Regions from separate parts of the Homo sapiens genome. Here region 1 is linked to region 2. A link is a loop called in an ENCODE intact Hi-C map of the cell type or tissue named here. Cell type or tissue: ascending aorta. All regions are shown on one strand. Each heading gives the region's core, and the rest is flanking DNA. Links, peaks and the distances in the headings are about the cores only.

The links. Peaks named below come from ENCODE experiments on the same cell type or tissue, not always from the same donor. Only the 100,000 strongest peaks of a DNase experiment are listed, where the experiment ranks them.
Region 1: a loop joins it to region 2, with 2.2 times the contacts of the local background. A loop is called at or near these places in 1 of 110 quality-filtered maps.

The regions. Positions count from the first base shown.
Region 1 is chr5:153,559,068-153,561,567 of GRCh38, forward strand. All of the region lies in intron 2 of GRIA1 (glutamate ionotropic receptor AMPA type subunit 1), which reads left to right. Among named protein-coding and RNA genes, the nearest start is that of GRIA1, 70 kb to the left of the region's middle. In ascending aorta, for the core only: no CTCF peak of the experiment used is centred there; a DNase peak (open chromatin) is centred at 1,043; H3K27ac peaks cover 1,042 bases.
Region 2 is chr5:153,946,550-153,962,806 of GRCh38, forward strand. LOC107986464 (a long non-coding RNA gene) reads right to left here. Exons shown (of 3, transcript XR_001742937.1): 2 at 7,803-7,919; 3 at 7,306-7,688. Among named protein-coding and RNA genes, the nearest start is that of LINC01861, 56 kb to the left of the region's middle. RefSeq lists enhancers at 12,195-12,802, 12,803-13,409, 13,410-14,016. In ascending aorta, for the core only: no CTCF peak of the experiment used is centred there; a DNase peak (open chromatin) is centred at 7,072; H3K27ac peaks cover 2,253 bases.

The sequences.
Region 1 (2,500 bases), core at 1-2,500, 390 kb before region 2:
GGACCTTGGAAACCCTGTCCATTGGTAACCAGTTTGATGGCTAAGCTCCATTTTTCCATCATGTTTCCTAGACAACGCCATGCAAGCTTCTGCTCCAGCCCCTTTGGAGCTCTGATTCAGACACTAATCTCAGGCCCTCCAAGGAAGCATCATTCAGACCTTCCCTGCTTCCTGCAGAGGCACATGTAGTACAGTACGTGAGGCTTTCTATGGAGCTGCTCTCATTTTTGTTCATTAACTTCTCTCCCTGGGAGGAGGCATGCCAGGGAGGGTGTTTATCAAGATGAGGCACATGACAATAGGAGCACCAGATTTCCAGTCCCTGTTTTGTTATCAGAAGTTCGCTTTCCAGACTTGGGCAAATCACTTTAATGTCTCTTGCTTAAAACCTTGACTAGCTTTTCAATGTTTTTGGGGACAAGGACTCAAGGCCTTAGAGATCTTGTGATCTCTCTACATGTGTAATAAATATATAAACCATAATATAGCTGCTTATTATCAAGTATCATGCACTGTACATGACTGTATGTGCTATACTTTTATATGCAACTGGCAGCACAGTAGGTTTCTTTAAACCAGCATCAACACAAACACATTAGTAATGCATTGTGTTACAACATTACCATGGCAGAGATATTACTAGACAATAGGAATTTTTCAGCTCTATTATAATCTTATGGGACCACCATCATATAAGCAGGTCATTGTTAACCAAAACATCATTACATGGTACATGACTATATTTTGGTATAATTTTATACAAAAAAAAATTGCCTGACTTTTGCCTACCTACCCAGCTCCTACTTCCTTGAGTTCACTCCTTTGTGCACTCCAACCCCACTCACCTATCTGTTATCCTTCTGACACACCCTATTGCCTCCTTCCATTTGGCTTTATCCTACAAAGTTTGCTGTTTACAAAGTTTACTCTGAAATAGAGGTCATCATTTTGAAGACTAGAAAACCAAGGCACAGAGACTTACATGCCTTGCCCAAGTTTGCATAGTTTGTAAATGGAAAAGCTGGGGAAAATCCACGGAAACTTGGCTCTGGATTCCATGCTATTGACCAACTCCTGACTTCCTGCCCTGCTAGACCTTAGTGGGTGGTCATGAAATAAAGGATGTAGGAACAGTGTGCCAAGAGTTCTGTTGGATTATTTTAGCTGAAATCTCATAATGGCTTTTTATAGAATATTAATGACTTACAGAGCTCTTTGCTCTGGGTTATGGACTTAGGTTTCTAAATTGTCATCTCCTTCTAGATAACTTTTCAGGAACTTATCAGCACCCACACAGGACTGGATGTGCTTTTGGAAGGTACCATGGAGGCTGATATGGTGTGGCTATATCAAATCTCATCTTGAATTGTAGCTCCCATAACCCCCACGTGTCAAGGGAGGGACCAGGTGGGAGGTAATTAAATCATGGGTGTGTGTTTTTCCGTGCTGTCCTCGTGACAGTGAATAAGTCTCATGAGATCTGATGGTTTTATAAAGGGCAGTTCCCCTGCACATGCTTTCTTGCCTGCCACCATGTAAGAAGTGCCTTTGCTCTTCTACCATGATTGTGAGGCCTCCCTAGCTGTGTGCAACTGTGAGTCTATTTAACCTCTTTTTCTTTATAAACTACTCAGTCTTGGGTGTGCTTTTATTAGCAGCATGACAACAGACTAGTCTAATACAGAGGCTTTGGGCATAAGCTATGGGCCTTTGGTTTTGAGGTTCTCCAATATTCAGCTGGGAAATTATGTACCACTAAGATGAGTTTTGGAGAAGCCTCCTTGAGAGTAATTAAACCAGAGCAGCAAAACAATAGACTCCTACCTGTATGGAAAGGACAGAGTCACAAGTCAAAGCTTCAGGCTGAACCTTTCTTAGCAAAGTGAGAAGGGTAGATCTGAGACAAAGGAGCAGGGATTTTTTTTAGGTTGATTCCTGTATTTATGTAACTTCTTTCTCCTCAACAGTACAGGTTTCTTCATGATACATGTCTTCAAGACAGCATTGGAGTAAAGGATTCTCAGTGGCCTTGTTTTATTCAATGGCATTTAGTAAACGTGGGGAAGGGATCAAGAGTCCACATCAGATCCTGGCCCTGGAGCAGCTTTTCTAGTCGGGGGTCATGATAGCTACAGTCTCTCTAGTATCTTCTCTGTGCCATTTAAATAAATAAATCAGAGAATTGGACTCAGAATCTGATTCTCTGATTCCGCTGAGTCAGTTCTTGGCCAGGGTCATGAAACTGGTAACTTGTACAGCCTGGACCCGTACTCAAGGATGTGAGACTTGGAGTGGGGGTTGAGAGGAGGACAGTTCATGACAAGCCTGACCCAACATAGTGCTGTGCCCAATTAGCTAGCTACACAGATAAGCAAACTGAGGCTACCACTGGGTCAGTTCTTGGCAAGGGTCAGGAAGCTGTAACTTGTAGAGCCTGGACAAGTGTCTGTGATGTCAAACCCCGTCCATGTAACTGCTAGTTACTATATGGGAACTCAAG
Region 2 (16,257 bases), core at 5,988-8,487:
TTCAAGTCAGTTTCTATAATATCAGCTAGTACTGCAAATACTTTATTTTTTTAACCTGCCTCTTTTCACAAGGAATTTCAGACACCCATGAATAAAACATGGATAGCCAGATGGATAGAAGACAGATTGACTTCTTCCTGAGAGTGCAGTCACTGATGGGCAAAGCAGCAAAATCACCCATCCTGTTCTACTAATCCATCAATTTATTCTGCAAGATGTCCGCTGAGCACTTGCTTTGTTTCAGGATCTTTTTGGGGTGCTGGGATGCAGTAGTCAGTAAGGTGACCAAAGGTCTGCCTTCCCAGATCTATGTGTACAAACACACACACACACACACACACACACACACACACACATGCACACACAATGCGGCAGTAATCCAGAACCACAAGATATAGGAAAAAATAGGAAAGAAAATTCAAATCCAAGATATGTTTCAACAGAAGACATTGAAAGAATTGTTGCCCCATTAAATATATGCAATGAAGAAAATATTATATTTATGTCTATTGCCCAGGAGAATGAAGGTGACACTTAACAAAAAGAAAAACTAAAAGTCAGGAAAAACTTAAACTAATCTTCTGCTGGGTTCTGTTTACAGTATGATTGTTTTACCATTTTTTCCAAATTATCAGCCTTCCTCATTCTTTCAACTAATCTATGTTCTCCCTATATTTCAAAAAGGTAATTCAAAAACTATCATCTGTTCCTATTCGGCCATCTTGGCCGAATCTCTAATCATAAAATCTCTAATCATAAAATCTAATCATAATCTCTAATCATAAAATCAAAGTAAATATTAATAGAGATAAAAACTGATAGAATTGACTATTTAAAAAGAAAAACAGGCCAGGTGAGGCGGCTCACATCTGTAATCCCTACACTTTCGGGTCACTTGAGGTCAGGAGATTGAGATCAGCCTGGCCAACATGGTGAAACCCCATCTCTACTAAAAATACAAAAATTAGCTGGCCGTGGTGGCAGGCACCTGTAATTCCAGCTACTCAGGGGGCTGAGGCAGGAGAATCACTTGAACTGGGGAGGTAGAGGTTGCACTGAGCCGAGATCATGCCACTGCACTCCAGCCTGGATGATAGAGCAACACTCTGTCTCAAAAAAAAAAGGAGAGAAAATAAAAATATATGGAGGTCATATAAAAAGATAAATATTGCTCTTTACAAAGCTGCTGTATAGGGGGTGGAGCCAAGATGGCCGAATAGGAACAGCTCCAGTCTACAGCACCCAGCATGAGCGACGCAGAAGACGGGTGATTTTTGCATTTCCAACTGAGGTACCAGGTTCATCTCACGGGGGAGTGCCGGACAGTGGGTGCAAGACAGTGGGTGCGGTGCACCGTGTGTGAGCTGAAGCAGGGCTAGGCATTGCCTCACCCAGGAAGTGCAAGGGGTCAGGGAACTCCCTTTCCTAGTCAAAGAAAGGGGTGACAGACGGCACCTGGAAAACCGGGTCACTCCCACCCTAATACTGTGCTTTTCCAATGGGCTTATCAAACAGCACACCAGGAGATTAAATCCCGCACATGGCTCAGAGGGTCCTACGCCCACGGAGCCTCACTCATTGCTAGCACAGCAGTCTACGATCAAACTGCAAGGTGGCCATATCAGGGATTCCTCAGGGATCTAGAACTAGAAATATCATTTGACCCAGCCATCCCAATACTGGGTATATACCCAAAGGATTATAAATCATGCTGCTATAAAGACACATGCACACGTATGTTTATTGTGGCACTATTCACAATAGCAAAGACTTGGAACCAACCGAAATGTCCAACAATGATAGAATGGATTAAGAAAATGTGGCACATATACACCATGGAATACTATGCAGCCATAAAAAATGATGAGTTCATGTCCTTTGTAGGGACATGGATGAAGCTGGAAACCATCATTCTCAGCAAACTATCGCAAGGATGAAAAACCAAACACCGCATGTTCTCACTCATAGGTGGGAATTGAACAATGAGAACACACGGACACAGGAAGGGGAACATCACACACCGGGCCTATTGTGGGGTGGGGGGAGGCGGGAAGGATAGCATTAGGAGATATACCTAATGTTAAATGACGAGTTAATGGGTGCAGCACACCAACATGGCACATGTATACATATGTAACAAACCTGCACGTTGTGCATATGTACCCTAAAACTTAAAGTATAATAATAATTTAAAAAGCTGCTGTATAATTAAGATGATATATAGAAAATCCATCTATAACTTGAACTCTGCTATACAAAGTTTAGTCACTACTGCTATATTTGAAAATAAAAACATACAAAAAAAAAGATAAATATCTCAGTATAAACATCCCCAAGGGAAAATTGGATCATATAGGGACAAGGAAATACAAAATAGGTACAGGTAATTGGTAAGTTAAAAGCCTATCAATCTCTCCAATAATGAAATAAATGTAAATCAAAATATAAAACTTATTTTTCACTTATCACATTGACAAATTTGCAAAAAAAAAAAAAAAGAACATATATAATGCAGGTAAAAAAAAAACTGTGGTGGACAGAAGTGAGGATTCTTCGCACTTCACAGAGAGCAGTTTGGTGATACATGCCAAAACATTAAATGTGTTCACTCCATGGCCCAGCATTTCTACTTCTCAGAAGTTTTCTTTAGGAAATAGAAAGACAATGGAATATAGTTACAACAACAATATATTCACTGTAGATACGTTTACAATAGAAAAAATGGAAACATTTCAACACATCAGTTAATACGTGAATTGATAAACTAGGTATATCTACCTATACGATGAAATACTAGCCACATAGTAAAGATGATAATATAGGTTTATATAACATTCATTGGTATGGAAAAGATGTTCACAATCTACTACATGAAACAAAGCAGTTACAAAATAGTTTGAAAATAGGGGCCCCATTTTTCTCTTTTTTTTTTTTTTTTTTTTTTTTTGAGACGGAGTCTCGCTCTTTCGCCCAGGCTGGACTGCAGTGGCGCTGTCTTGGCTCACTGCAAGCTCCGCCTCCCGGGTTCACGCCATTCTCCTGCCTCAGCCTCCCGAGTAGCTGGGACTACAGGCGCCCGCTACCATGCCCGGCTAATTTTTTTTGTATTTTTAGTAGAGACGGGGTTTCACCGTGTTAGCCAGGATGGTCTCGATCTCCTGACCTCGTTATCCGCCCGCCTCAGCCTCCCAAAGTGCTGGGATTACAGGCGTGAGCCACCGCGCCCGGCCCCATTTTTCTCTTTTTTGACATATGTCCCTATTTACATGCATGTATTTGAAGAAAATTCACCACCTGGCCAGGCATGGTGGCTCACACCTGTAATTCCAACACTTTGGGAGGCCAAGGCAGGAGGATGGCTTGCACTCAGGAGTTCGAGACCAGCCTGGGAAACATAGTGAGACCCCAGCTCTTGGAAAAAAAAAAAAAAGAAAGAAAAGAATATTCACCACCATATCAACAAGGGTTATGGGTGATTGGATAATGGCTGATACTGACTTTCTCTTTTAAAATGCAACTTCATTTTCTGATTTTTCCAAAGAGAAATCTTACAATCAGAAAAATATAGCTATTAAAAATACTATTATAAAAGGATTTCATTCAATAATAAGAAAATTTCATAATTGTAATATAAATAATTGGCCAAAATATATTAGCAATTCATTAAAGAAGTTTAAATCACATACAAACATGGAAAAATATTCAACTTTACAAGAGATGAAAACTAAAATATGCCTTTAATTTTAGTGAATATTTTTTAAAATTTAAAATACACAGTGCAGGTAAGGAGTAGTTAAACAAGCATGATCAAACATTGTTCATAGACATATAAAATGGTACCACCCTTTTGGAAAGCAATTTTTCAATATTTTTAGAAATATTTAATTCCTTAATTTATTCATACGCTTTGATGCAATATTTCTACTTTATAGTATTTCAAAACAAATAAAATTAAATGCAGATACACACACATGCCATGTTTAGCAAATCATGTTTATTATAAACAGAAATTTTTAAACAAAATAAATATCTATCAACCAGGGAATGATTTAGTGTATCTTACAATAGAATATCATGGCCATGCACAGTGGCTTATGCCTGTAATCCCAGCACTTTGGGAGACCAAGGCAGGTGGATACTTGAGGCCAGGAGTTCGAGACCAGCCTGGCCAACATGGTGAAACCCCATCTCTACTAAAAATACAAAAACTAGCTGGGCATGTTGGCGCATACTTGTAATCCCAACTACTTGGGAGGCTGAAGCAGGAGAATCGCTTGAACCAGGGAAGCGGAGGTTGCAGTGAGCCAAGATGGTACCACTGCACTCCAGCCTGGGCGACAGAGTGAGACTCTGTCTCGAAAAGAAAAATAATATATATATATGTAATATATCATGTGACATTGGATATTATATTTATAAAGAGTTCATGATAATGCAAAAGCACTTATATTTTTTAAATATATAAAGTTAAATATATATAATTTACATAGGCATATTACATATGTATATGTAAAAACTAAGTAAAAGAAAATAAATAAGAAAAAGAAAATCTATACCAAGTTCTTAAAAATATCTACGAGTAGTAGGACTAAGGGTAATTTTTTTCTTCTTATACTTTCCTGTATTTTCTAAATGTTAAATCATGAATATAGATTATTTTTATAATTGAATTTTTCCCCCAATTTTCTTCACTAGGCTTGGTAGATTTTCTACTCCATGAAGCTACAGCACTTAAATATTCAGCTTGCCATATATAGTCTTGCCCAATAGCTCATTTTTATCATATCATGCCCTTCTCAAACCTCCTGTAGTTCCCCATTGCCTAAGATACCAAGTTCAAATGCCATGTGGGCATGACTTTCAAAAACTCAATAAGCTGTCCGCAACTTAGCCTCATTTCTCACTCCTCTCCTAAATGGCACCTGCATGCTCATTTCTGACCATTTTCATTCCTAGTTTTGAACCTTGATCCAGGCTGTCTCCCCACCCGAATGGCCCTTCGCCATCACCTCTGCCTCTCCAAGAGCTCTCTCTCCTTACGAGACTCAGACCAACCCCACTCCTTTGGGAAGCTTCCCATGATTACTCTGGCGTCCTCTCATCTCACCCTTCTCTAACTCAGTCTCTACCACTTAAGAGCTCACTTTAACCTTTGCCTTACACTGCCCTCTGTAGCTAATTGGAACAGTATTTTTCAGGTGGATTGTGTATTGGCAGGAAGAGACACTACACATGAGCACCTACTAACATTTTCCATCTACTTGCTAAAATAAATCAGAAACATAAGGCAGAGAAAAGTGGCCTTTGCAGGGCAAAAACCAAGGCAGCACCTTTCAAATGTTCCCCAAGTCTCCTAGTAGGGAACCAGTAGCTGCCCATGACTTCCTTCACCACAGGTATGGTCTCCCCTATCTCCAAGGTTCAGTGTTGGCTGTGCAGTGGTCCTCCCTTACCTGCAACGAATATATTCCAAGACCCCCGGTGGATGTCTAAAACTGTGGATAGTACCAAATCCTATATTTTACTGTGTTTTTTTCTACACATACATACCTATGATAAAGCTGAATTTATAAATTCGACATAGTAAGAGATTAACAATAGCTACTAATAAACTACAACAATCATGACAATATGATGTAAAACAGTTGTGTGAATGTGGTAACTCTCTCAAAATATCTTGTTATACTGTACTCTCTATTTTCAGCCTGTGGTTGACCACTGGTAATTGAAACTGCAGCTAAGCAGAGACTACAGTAGTAGAGTCCTTTTGTACCCAAGCCCACCTTACCATTCAGGAAGGATTTACCCAATAGTCTGTGTATTTAATAATCCCCTGTGAGGGGATATTTCTAGATGTTAGACTCTCCTGGTTCTTGAAACAATTGCAGCCTCAATGAAGCTACATCTTCCCCTAGGAGGGAGAAAAGTAGAGTCTGTGCCCAGGAGTTTCTGAGGAGTGTAGCTCTTTTAAGCATCCCAGGTAGCCATGGCCCCTCCCTTGGTTATCCACCATTTACAACCATAGGGCTTCACCCTCAGCAAGATTGTAAGGGTAAGGGAATGGGAACCAATGCTTTTTGATCACTTGCCATAACCATCAGGATCACCATCATAATATCATATTAAGCACCACCAGTTTTGAGCTGCTCATGTGGGCCAAGAATGCGACACGAATTATCCAATCCATGTGACAATGCTGTGAGGTGAGTATATCATCTCCACTTTTTCAGACAGAGACACAGAGTCTCAAGGTCAGTATCTCGCTCAAGGTTGCATACCTTCAAAGTAACAGGGCCAGATGTAGAGCCTCTGCCTGCAAAGCACCACCCCATGGGCCTTTCTGTAAATCCTTCACAGTGACCGTCTCAGTCAAGAACTCTGTCCTGACATCTAACCTAATTCCTGCATGTTGCAGCTTCACACTCTTTCTTCCTGTTCTCTTCTTGGAGGAACTGGTCCCCAGGCTTGGAAGCAATAGTTCTTTTGCCAGAATTGTTAAAACACTCTTTGGCCATCTTTCAGGATGAATCATTCTAGATCTTCCTAGGCCTCATATTTTGAGCGATTAATTGTTTCCATTCTCCTCTCCTGAACACTCTTCTCATTCTCTGCAGCCCTCTGACATGCACTCTCCATTTTGAAAGGTCCTTAAGAATTTCCAGAGTTGTTTTGGGCTTTTTATTTTTTTTCCAAGGGACTTGGGAGAGGCATGATGGTCAGGGATAGGAAACCTTTCCATCTATCCAAATAAAATGGCTTGTTTCTGAGGGAAGAGAGATTAGAGGAAAGCTCAGAGGGCTGGGGCCAGGAAAATAACTTTGAAACTTAAAATAGATGAATTCAAATAAAGATGAATCAGAAACACAGGATTAAATTTTTCTGAGGCCTCCAATTTAGCAGGAAATGTGCTGGATAAAATAGATTTGGATTTGATTTATCAAATGCAAAATATTTTTTTCTTTTTAAAAAAGTGGGTAAGATTCTGAGTATACTCCAAGCCCTCTCACTATCAAAATCAAGCACCACCAGGCAGCCATTGCCCATGAGTCAGAGTCAGGTTAAAGCCGGATGCCTGGCTGAGTCCCTCCAGAGCTAGCATTTTCCAGTGGATTGCCATGTTAATCGGCATAAGAAACAGTAGGGGTGTAGAAGCAAGAATTCCAGGCTGAAAATCAAGAGACCTGGTTCTAGCCCCAGTTCAACCAGATGACCTTGGCAAGTCCTGGGCCCTGGACCTTCCTGACCCTCCATTTCCCCGAGTTTAAACCTGAGGGCTTGAGCCTACATGATCTCAGTGGTCCCTTTCTAGGTCTTATATTTTATAGTTCTCCAGTGAATATCAGCAGTTTCCAAAATGGCTTCCACCAAGCACTGATCCTGCAAGATGCTCAGTGGAAAAGCAGTTCAGTGGTCCCATTTGTTGGTAAAGACTGCATATGTGAGCTTCCCCTTGAGATTTAAAAAGCTTAATTTAATTCAACCAATGAGTTCCCAAATCTTATACCGTACACTCTTTTTTTAAATGTACTATTACCCTGTGAAATGTATTTCGGGAAACAGTGACAGTAAAAGTCCATCCTTCCTTCCTTCTCACCTCTGGGGTTTTGTCATCAATGGTGTCTCTTCTCCCCACTCACATCAGAACTTGGAGAGCTCCATTTGACACGGGAAACCCTGAGGACTCTGCCCTTAATTAAAGGAGCATAAAGCAGCAAGTTAGACAGTGGGCAGGCAGAGGCAGACGTGGGCTATCTGTGTTTGCAAACAGAACCAGGGCTAAGATGGCAGAATGATGAACTCACTGTGTATTGATGTTTTGCCCTTCATGCTATGGAGAGGCTGCAGGTGCATCCCTCTCCCTGAACATCACCGTAGAGGTCCTTGCAGCATGCTCCCTTTCCTCAGGGGCTCAGGTGTTTCTGGACAAATCGAAAGAGCAGCAAGACCATCAGAAGAGCAACTCCCCACTGGGCTGCTGTTTTGGAAAAACCTAACCTCACTGAGGGGCTGCCTTAGTCTTCTCAGGCTGCCACGATAAAATACCACAGACTAGGTGCCTTAAACAACAGAAATTCATTTTCTCACTTCTGGAGGCTAGAAGTTCAAGATCAACGTGCCACCGGGGCTTGTTTCTGGTAAGGCCTCTCTTCCTGGCTTGTAGAGAGCCTTCTTCTCACTGTGTCCTCACATGAACTTTCCTCTGTGCATGGGTGAGAGAGACCTTTGGTACTTTTCCTATTCTACAAAGACACTGATCCTATTAGATTAGGGTCTCACCATAACCTCATTTACCCTTAATGATCTCCTTAAATGCCCTATCTTCAAATACAGTCACCTTGGGGGATTAGGGCTTCAATGTAGGAATGTGGAGGAGACAAAATTCAGTCCATAAAACAGGGAGATTCCTCTGGATTGCTACAGAGAGGGAAGGAGAGATGTGAGTTTGGGAGTTTAAGAAGCAGAAAGAGTCAGAGGAAGAAGCAAAAGAAATGTCTTCAAGGGCTAAGTGGATGAATGACTGTAGTCTGTGGGTATATCCTGCTCCTTGCAGAGCCCTAGGAAGTGCTAGGACATCAAAGGGGAGGTTGTGGCACATCTGGAGAGGCTGTGCCCTGACACCATGCATGACTCCATGGGCCAGCTTGGCACAGAAGGCACAAAGCCACCTGCAACGAGGTCACATAGATTTGGGCAAGGAATGACTTGTGTGGACACAAAGTCCAGGCTGCCCACCAAGTGCACAAGACCTCAGGACATTTTCCCATGCTATGGAATAAGAAAGAGCCCAGGAATGACAGAAATTTATTTTCCCACCATCCATAACGATGAAATCTTGCAGCAGATTAAGTTTGTTTTAGAGAAATAAAATAAACATGGCCCACACTTTGCATTTTGGAGGAAATTTTACAGCTGACATTCTGATGTCACTAGTTGTAAGCAGGATGGGTGGGAGGCCAGGCCTCTAAGATCCAGTCCAGATATTGGTAAAAAAGATTTGGCAGATTCCAAGCAAGGGAGGGCCAGCTAAAAGTTATTAGACAGGATTTGTATTGATAAGCAATGCAGTCCAACCTGACCCCTTCAGGACATCTAGGCCCCAATAATTCACCCTGTTTTGCCCCTCTTGTTGACTTGATGAGAGGTATATTAGTTTCTTGTGGTGGCTATAACAAAATATCACAAAGTTGATGGCTGAAAACAACAGAAATTTATTTTCTCACAGTTTTGGAGGCCAGAAGTCCAAGATCAAGGTATTAGCAGGCGTGCACTCCCGCCAGAGACTCTTGTAGGGGGCTCTGTTCTTTGCCTCTTCCAGATTCTGGTGGCTGCCAGCATTCCTTGGCTTAGGGCTGCATCCCTGTCTCTGTTTTCACAACACCTTCTCCTCTTCTGTGTGTCTGTCTCAAAATTTCCTCTGCCTCTCTTATAAGGACACTGTGATTGTATTTAGAGTCCATTCAGACAATCCAAGATAAGCTGCTTCTCTTGGGATCCTTAACTTAATCACAACTTTTGCAAAATAAGGTAACATTCACAGGTTCCAGTGAGTTGGCATGGATATCTTGGTGAGGGGCTGGTATTTTCAGTAGACCACAGGAGGGTCAAGGCCATGGGTAGCTTAGCCAGGTAGGGCTCATTCCACCACCAGACAAACCCACCACCACAGCCCCTAGTATGAGGCCTGCCACACAGTGGGCTCTTAATGTTTGTGAAATGAAGACTTTGTTGGATAAGGGCCAATATGATGAGAACTAGAGCTATCAGCTGGGCTTACCCTTGAGAGGACTTCACCCAGTAGAACCCAAATTTTTAGATTCTCTTTGACTAGATGAACTTACACACAAACACAAAGCAGAGAGTGGGGGTGGGATATGCATATTCAGGTATCCACATAAAACTTCCAGCTTTTTCAATTGCCAAGTGAGGAGAGTAAAAGAAAATGTCATTTATTTTAATAGTCATTTCATAAAAGAAAGAGCATTTTAGCACCAAAAGGAAGATCATTCCTTTAGAATAAAGGACAGTGTTTAAAATTAAATAAATCCAGCCTCATTAAAAATTCACTTTGCAGTTCTTTTTTTTTCTCAGCTTGCCACAAATGAAATTCCATCACAGACCTACACCAGTTTGCAAATGGGCATTTGAAAGCAGCTGCAGGGAAAAAATTTTGGAAGGGAAAAAGCCACTTCATTCTAGGAATAAGGAAGAGAGTATCTGTCGTTGGGAGAGTCTCCCCCTCCCCTAAATGCCCCAAAGGCCATCAGAACTCCAAGGCTTTATCCTATGACCCTTTCTCTGCCCATAACACAGCCACTGCAGCCTTCTGCCAGGACCCACTGAGAGTGAACACAAGGGAGCCTCTTGAGAGATGCCCGCTGTGGCATGAGACTTGCTGATAATAAACAACATGAACCCCTCCCTCTTGTCTCTGCCTTCCCGACTTCTCTCCCTCTGACCAACTCAATCTCTGCCCACTTCTGCCTCTTGCAAGACCTTTCCTCCTTTGGCACTGATACAAAGTCCGAGAGGCCTTTGCCACTTCAGTGCCTGTCACTCCCCATCCGCCAGCTTCACCAGATGGCCTGTGGTGTGTGTGGTCCTGTGCATATGCCCACATTCTTCAAGACCCTCTCGCCCAACCAGAAAGCTACCCCAGGGCTGTGCAAGCAGCATCACTTCCTAAGACCTAAAGTGTCTCTGTGCCTCATCTGTAGGGCCAGGTAAGGTGATCTCCACGTTTACTCCCCTATTGCTGGGGAAGCCAGCCAAGGAAGGATGCATGTTCTGCCTGGTGCAAAGTAACCATGGGAGCTTCCCCGCTGGATTCCACAAAGTTATCAGGACATGTTGCAAATAGAAGGCCACTCGTGCCCCAAAGCCAAGTCTGACAAAGTCCCTCATGCCTGATAAGAAGTTCTCTCCTATTCGTGAGAAGAACTTAGGACCTTGTAGATTGCTGATTGACTTGGTGTTTGCACAGCAGTCTGGAGGACAAAAAAGACCAAATGCCTTAAACACAAGCCAGAGCCTTTGACTCAGTGAGGTCAATTCTAAAAATTCTAAGAAAACATCAGAGATCCATCCACAATTTAGGTATCAGGATGTTCATTACAGTTATATATGTAGTTTTGGGAAAATGGGAAATAATTGACACATTGGAATCTCTTGCAGCTAATAAAGGTTGCCCAGTAAAAGATTTCTTAATGACATTTAAATATAGTCACTGTGTAATGTCACTATATAATAATAAGTTGAGATATTAGTTGGTGTTTATTTTTACTATGTAGAAGAATCAGGAAAAATGGGAGCTGTTGTATTTTGTTCTCTCTGAGTTTTCTTCTCTCCTATATGTGACTGTGCTCACTGGTCTCAGGGGAGATACGTATTGCAGGGAAACCTGCTCTCTGGGTTTTTGTTCCAAATTCTAAATTCACTGGGGCAATTTGCAGAGGATAGGGAGAAACTATTGATGGGGAGAGACTGAGGTGAGAGAAGAGAGGGCAGGAGAAAGATTTGCGGGACTATCCCCTTGCCTCTCTTACCACCCAATCCCCTCTGCGCCACAGCCTGATGACGGTCCTCAGGGGAATGGTGGCAGTGTGTCCCAGGGCATTCCACCCTAAGTCCCAGCCCCCTCTCCCCATCTTGGCAAAGATTCTCTTGGCAAGCCTGGCACAGAAACTGCAGCATGCCCAACTTCAAGGGACTTTGCACATATGGCAATGACTCCACATCATGACACACACCAAGGGGCCAAGACAAGACTTGCACTATTTCCAAGCCAGTTCTAGGGAAACTCAAAGGGTGAACATGGAGAGCCCACCAATGAGACAGAGTAGGTGCATACAATCAGAAAATATTTGGTATAAAGAACTAACCTGCCTCTTCTTACATGTGGCATAAAATTCATACCAAGGATAAAAGCTAAGTGCAAAAATAAGTGTGGTCAGTATCTTCCTCATCTTGTATTTTTTAAATGGATGTATATTTATATAGACATACACATACTGGCTAAGATGTATTGACTGTTTACGAGGTGCTGAGCAGAATCCACTCACTGCCCTAACTCTCTAGAGAGCCCCATGAGGGACAATGCCATTATCCTCATTTTGCAGATCAGGAAACTGCGGCACAAGGAAACCAAGTCATTCACTTAAGGCTGTGAAACCAACGAGTATCAGAAAGAGGTTTTGAACTCAGGTCTTCTGACTCTAGGGTACCCCTCACCTCCTACAGCCCCCACTGTCAGTGTCACCCCGCTGTGAGTGCCCCTCTGCTGATTAAACTCCCAGAAGTATAGACAGTAAAAGGTTCCTAGTATAACCTTGGTGGTGAAATTACAGGAAGTATTAATTTTTCTCTGTGTTCTTGTCTACATTTTCTATTAAATACATATGCATTATTTCCACAATTAGAGAAAAATCCATTGTATTTAAAACAGAACAGAAAGGCCTTTGTGTTCTCTGAGACTTCAAGATGCTCCCAAAGCTCAGTATGGCCCCACGTGGGGAGTTAGTCCTCCTGCAGCTCAGCCCCTGCCCGCTCAGGATTCTGCTCCCTTGCTGGGCTCCTGCCCTTTGTGTCCAGGCTGGCTCTTGGGCCAGCAGGACTGAGTCCAGTTGCCTCTTTGGGGCCTGGGAGAGGGAGCCACATAGAGAGCTTAGCTGAGCAGCCTTCTCTCTCTCTTTGGAGAGCCTAAAAGGGAATGCAAAAGGCAGCTCTTCACAGGCATTTGGTCTCCCCCATCACCACTCGCAACCCTAAATCTGCTCTCTCACGCTATGGGCAGGCTCCTGGGGGCTGTCAGTCTGCAGAACAGTCAGCTGTGCAGGAGCGTCCCTCTGAGACCCAAGGCTGAGGGGCAGCAGGCCCTGACCCTAATATCAAGTCCCAGCCAAGGAGACAGACCTCTGCATGGACTAGAACTGGGAAAAGAGCCTCAGACTCTGCTGAGTGAGGACAGTCTACTGAGAGCTCCCTCAAAAGGGGAGCACACAAATTTCCTAATGATCAGAAACATGTGTGGACATTCCTGAGAATCCAGATCAGCCTCTGTAGATTGTAGATTCTCTGGGCAGAAAAGCCTTGGGAAGCTTAGCCCCCCACCATCCCATTTACCCTGGAGAGCCCTCCCGTCTGTTGCACTGTCCAGAAGCCTCTTCCCTCTCCTGGCTGGGATATCTTTCTAACTTGTAATGAAAGTTGCTCTCTCCACTTCTCAATGTGTAGTCTGTCTTAAGCACTCCATTCCAGGAATTCCAAGAGCCCAGGGGACTCCATTCCAGGAATTCCTGCCTCGGGAGCTTTGCACTTGCTATACCCTCTGCCTGAAACACTCTTCATAGGATGAGCTGGGCATCCCTGTGTCAGCTTGAAGTCACTCCTCCAGAGCCTCCTGACTGCCCTGAGTTGACAGCCAGGTCCTGAGCACAGCATATCCCTGCCAAAGGCCACAAACTCAAAAGAAGGAAACTGGCCCAGTGTAGGTGGACAAATGGTCACTGGCACTGGACTCACGGGCTGGATGATGAAGGGGAGTAGTGGAGACTGTATCAAACCGGAAAGCAGGTGCCCCATCCAAAGAGGGAAGCCACTGCACAGCCTAGCTTGGATGCTGCCTTGTAGAAATATAAACTGTGTGGCTGAACCTTCAGTTCAGACAGGGAAGAGAAGTCAGAAACCTGGACCTCCATGAGAACTCTTTAGGTTGTTTATATCTGTTGAATACTTCCATGCATGCATGTATACCATAGGCACCTACAAAGACTGCTTCCCTGGGGTGAGCTCCGGCACCCCAGCCTGAGCTTCCCCTCACCCTGGCAGCTCCTGGTCCCTCACCCCACACCCATGGCCACGTCTTACTCCTCTCACACCTATCCTCAGCCCTGCACAGCCAGGCCTTGCCCCTCTCACCCCTGTCCTCAGCCCTGCACAGCCAGGCCTTTCTCCTTTCACACCTGTCCTTAGCCCTGTGCCCCATGCCCAGCGTGTGCCTGATTGTCCTGGCTCTGGCCTTACCAACACAAGGGGCTAATGTCCCCACCTGTAACCAGAAAGAAGGAAAGAGCCCAAGGCCCCAAGAGGGTTGCAAAGGCTGCCAACCCCATGTGAGTGCCCGGCAGCCTCTATTGCCAAATCACCAGGGAACACAGACAAATGCCACCCCCGCCCCTTGAGTTGGTGAGAGCTATTTCCCACCACATCCTGTCCTCCCACCCACAATCTGCAAACCAGCATGTGTGCCTCCATTTCACTAATTGCAGGCTGACTGATGGGGCTGTAACAGCATTCTGGCTTCTGGGTACAGGCAATCAGAAGCCAGGCTGGAGCCTCGGCAAGGTACTGCCTGGACCCGAATGGGAGCTGACACCTCCCCAGTTCCATGAGCCCTGGGGCCCTTTACCACATAGACTAGAACTGATCCTAACATCTTCCCCAGCTCTGGAGCTCAGCTCCTAAATTCCCCGGGAAGGGACTTCCTGTTAGAACAAGGCTATCAATCTTCCGACCTCACCAGGCCTCTTCTGACAATCCAGAGACAGCTGAGATTCCAGCTGTGGGGGAGGTGGGAGGGAGATCATATGACCTTCTTCATTGATTAGTCAGATAAAGTGGTGCCCCCGCCTTGATGCCTGCTTCCAGGCTGAAATTGATGTGCAAATTCTGGGGTTTGTTCATGAGTTCAACAGTTGCAACAAACACTGCTGACATGGATTGAGTGGTTACAGGGCACTAGGTGCTCTCCATATATTAGTTCATTTAATTATCACAGCAGCCTTATGAGATTGGCATTCACATCTGCTTTTTATAGATAAGGAAACTGAGGCACAGAGCAGTTAAGTAACAGTCTTAAAGTCACATGGTCTCTTAGTCCATTTGGGCTGCTATAACAAAACACTGAGTTGCTTATCAAAAACAGAGATTTCTTTTTTATTTTTTTTTATTATACTTTAAAGTTTTAGGGCACATGTGCACAATGTGCAGGTTAGTTACATATATACATGTGCCATGTTGGTGTGCTGCACCCATTAACTCATCATTTAACATTAGGTATATCTCCTAATGTTATCCCTCCCCCGTCCCCCCACCCCACAACAGGCCCCAGAGTGTGATGTTCTCCTTCCTGTGTCCATGTGTTCTCATTGTTCAATTCCCACCTATGAGTGAGAACATGCGGTGTTTGGTTTTTTGTGATAGTTTGCTGAGAATGATGGTTTCCAGCTTCATCCATGTCCCTACAAAGGACATGAACTCATCCTTTTTTATGGCTGCATAGTATTCCATGGTGTATATCTGCCACATTTTCTTAATCCAGTCTATCATTGTTGGACATTTGGGTTGGTTCCAAGTCTTTGCTATTGTGAAGAGTGCTGCAATAAACATACGTGTGCATGTGTCTTTATAGCAGCATGATTTATAATTTTACTTTGGAGTTCTGGGATACATGTGCTGAACGTGCAGATTTGTTACATAGGTATACATGTGCCATGGTGGTTTGCTGCACCTATCAACCCATCATCTAGGTTTTAAGCCCCAAATGCATTAGGTATTTGTCCTAGTGCTCTCCCTCCCCTTTCCCCCAACCCGCTAACAGGCCCAGTGTGTGATGTTCCCTTCCCTGTGTCCATGTGTTCTCATTGTTCAACTCCCACTTATGAATGAGAACATGCGGTGTTTGGTTTTCTGTTCCTGTGTTAGTTTGCTGAGAATGATGGCTTCCCGCTTCATCCATGTCCCTGCAAAGGACATGAACTCATTTTTCTTATGGTTTCATAGTATTCCATGGTGTATATATGCCACATTTTCTTTATCCAGTCTATCATTGATGGGCATTTGGGTTGGTTCCAAGTCTTTGCTATTGTAAATAGTGTTGCAGTAAACACACATACGCATGTGTCTTTATAGCAGAATGATTTATAATCCTTTGAGTATGTACCCAGTAATGGGATTGCTGTGTCAAATGATATTTCTGGTTCTAGATCCTGGATGAATTGCCACACTGTCTTCCACTATGGTTGAACTAATATACACTCCCACCAACAGTGTAAAAGCATTCCTATTTCCCCCACATCCTCTCCAGCATCAACAACAGAGATTTCTTTCTCACAGTTCTCATGGCTAAGAAGTCCAAGACCAAGACATCAGCAAATTCAGTGTGTGGTGAAGGCCAGCTTCCTGATTCATAGACACCCGACTTCTTGCTGTGTCTTCCTCACATGAGGAAGAGAAGACAAGAGGGATCTCTCTGGAGCCTCT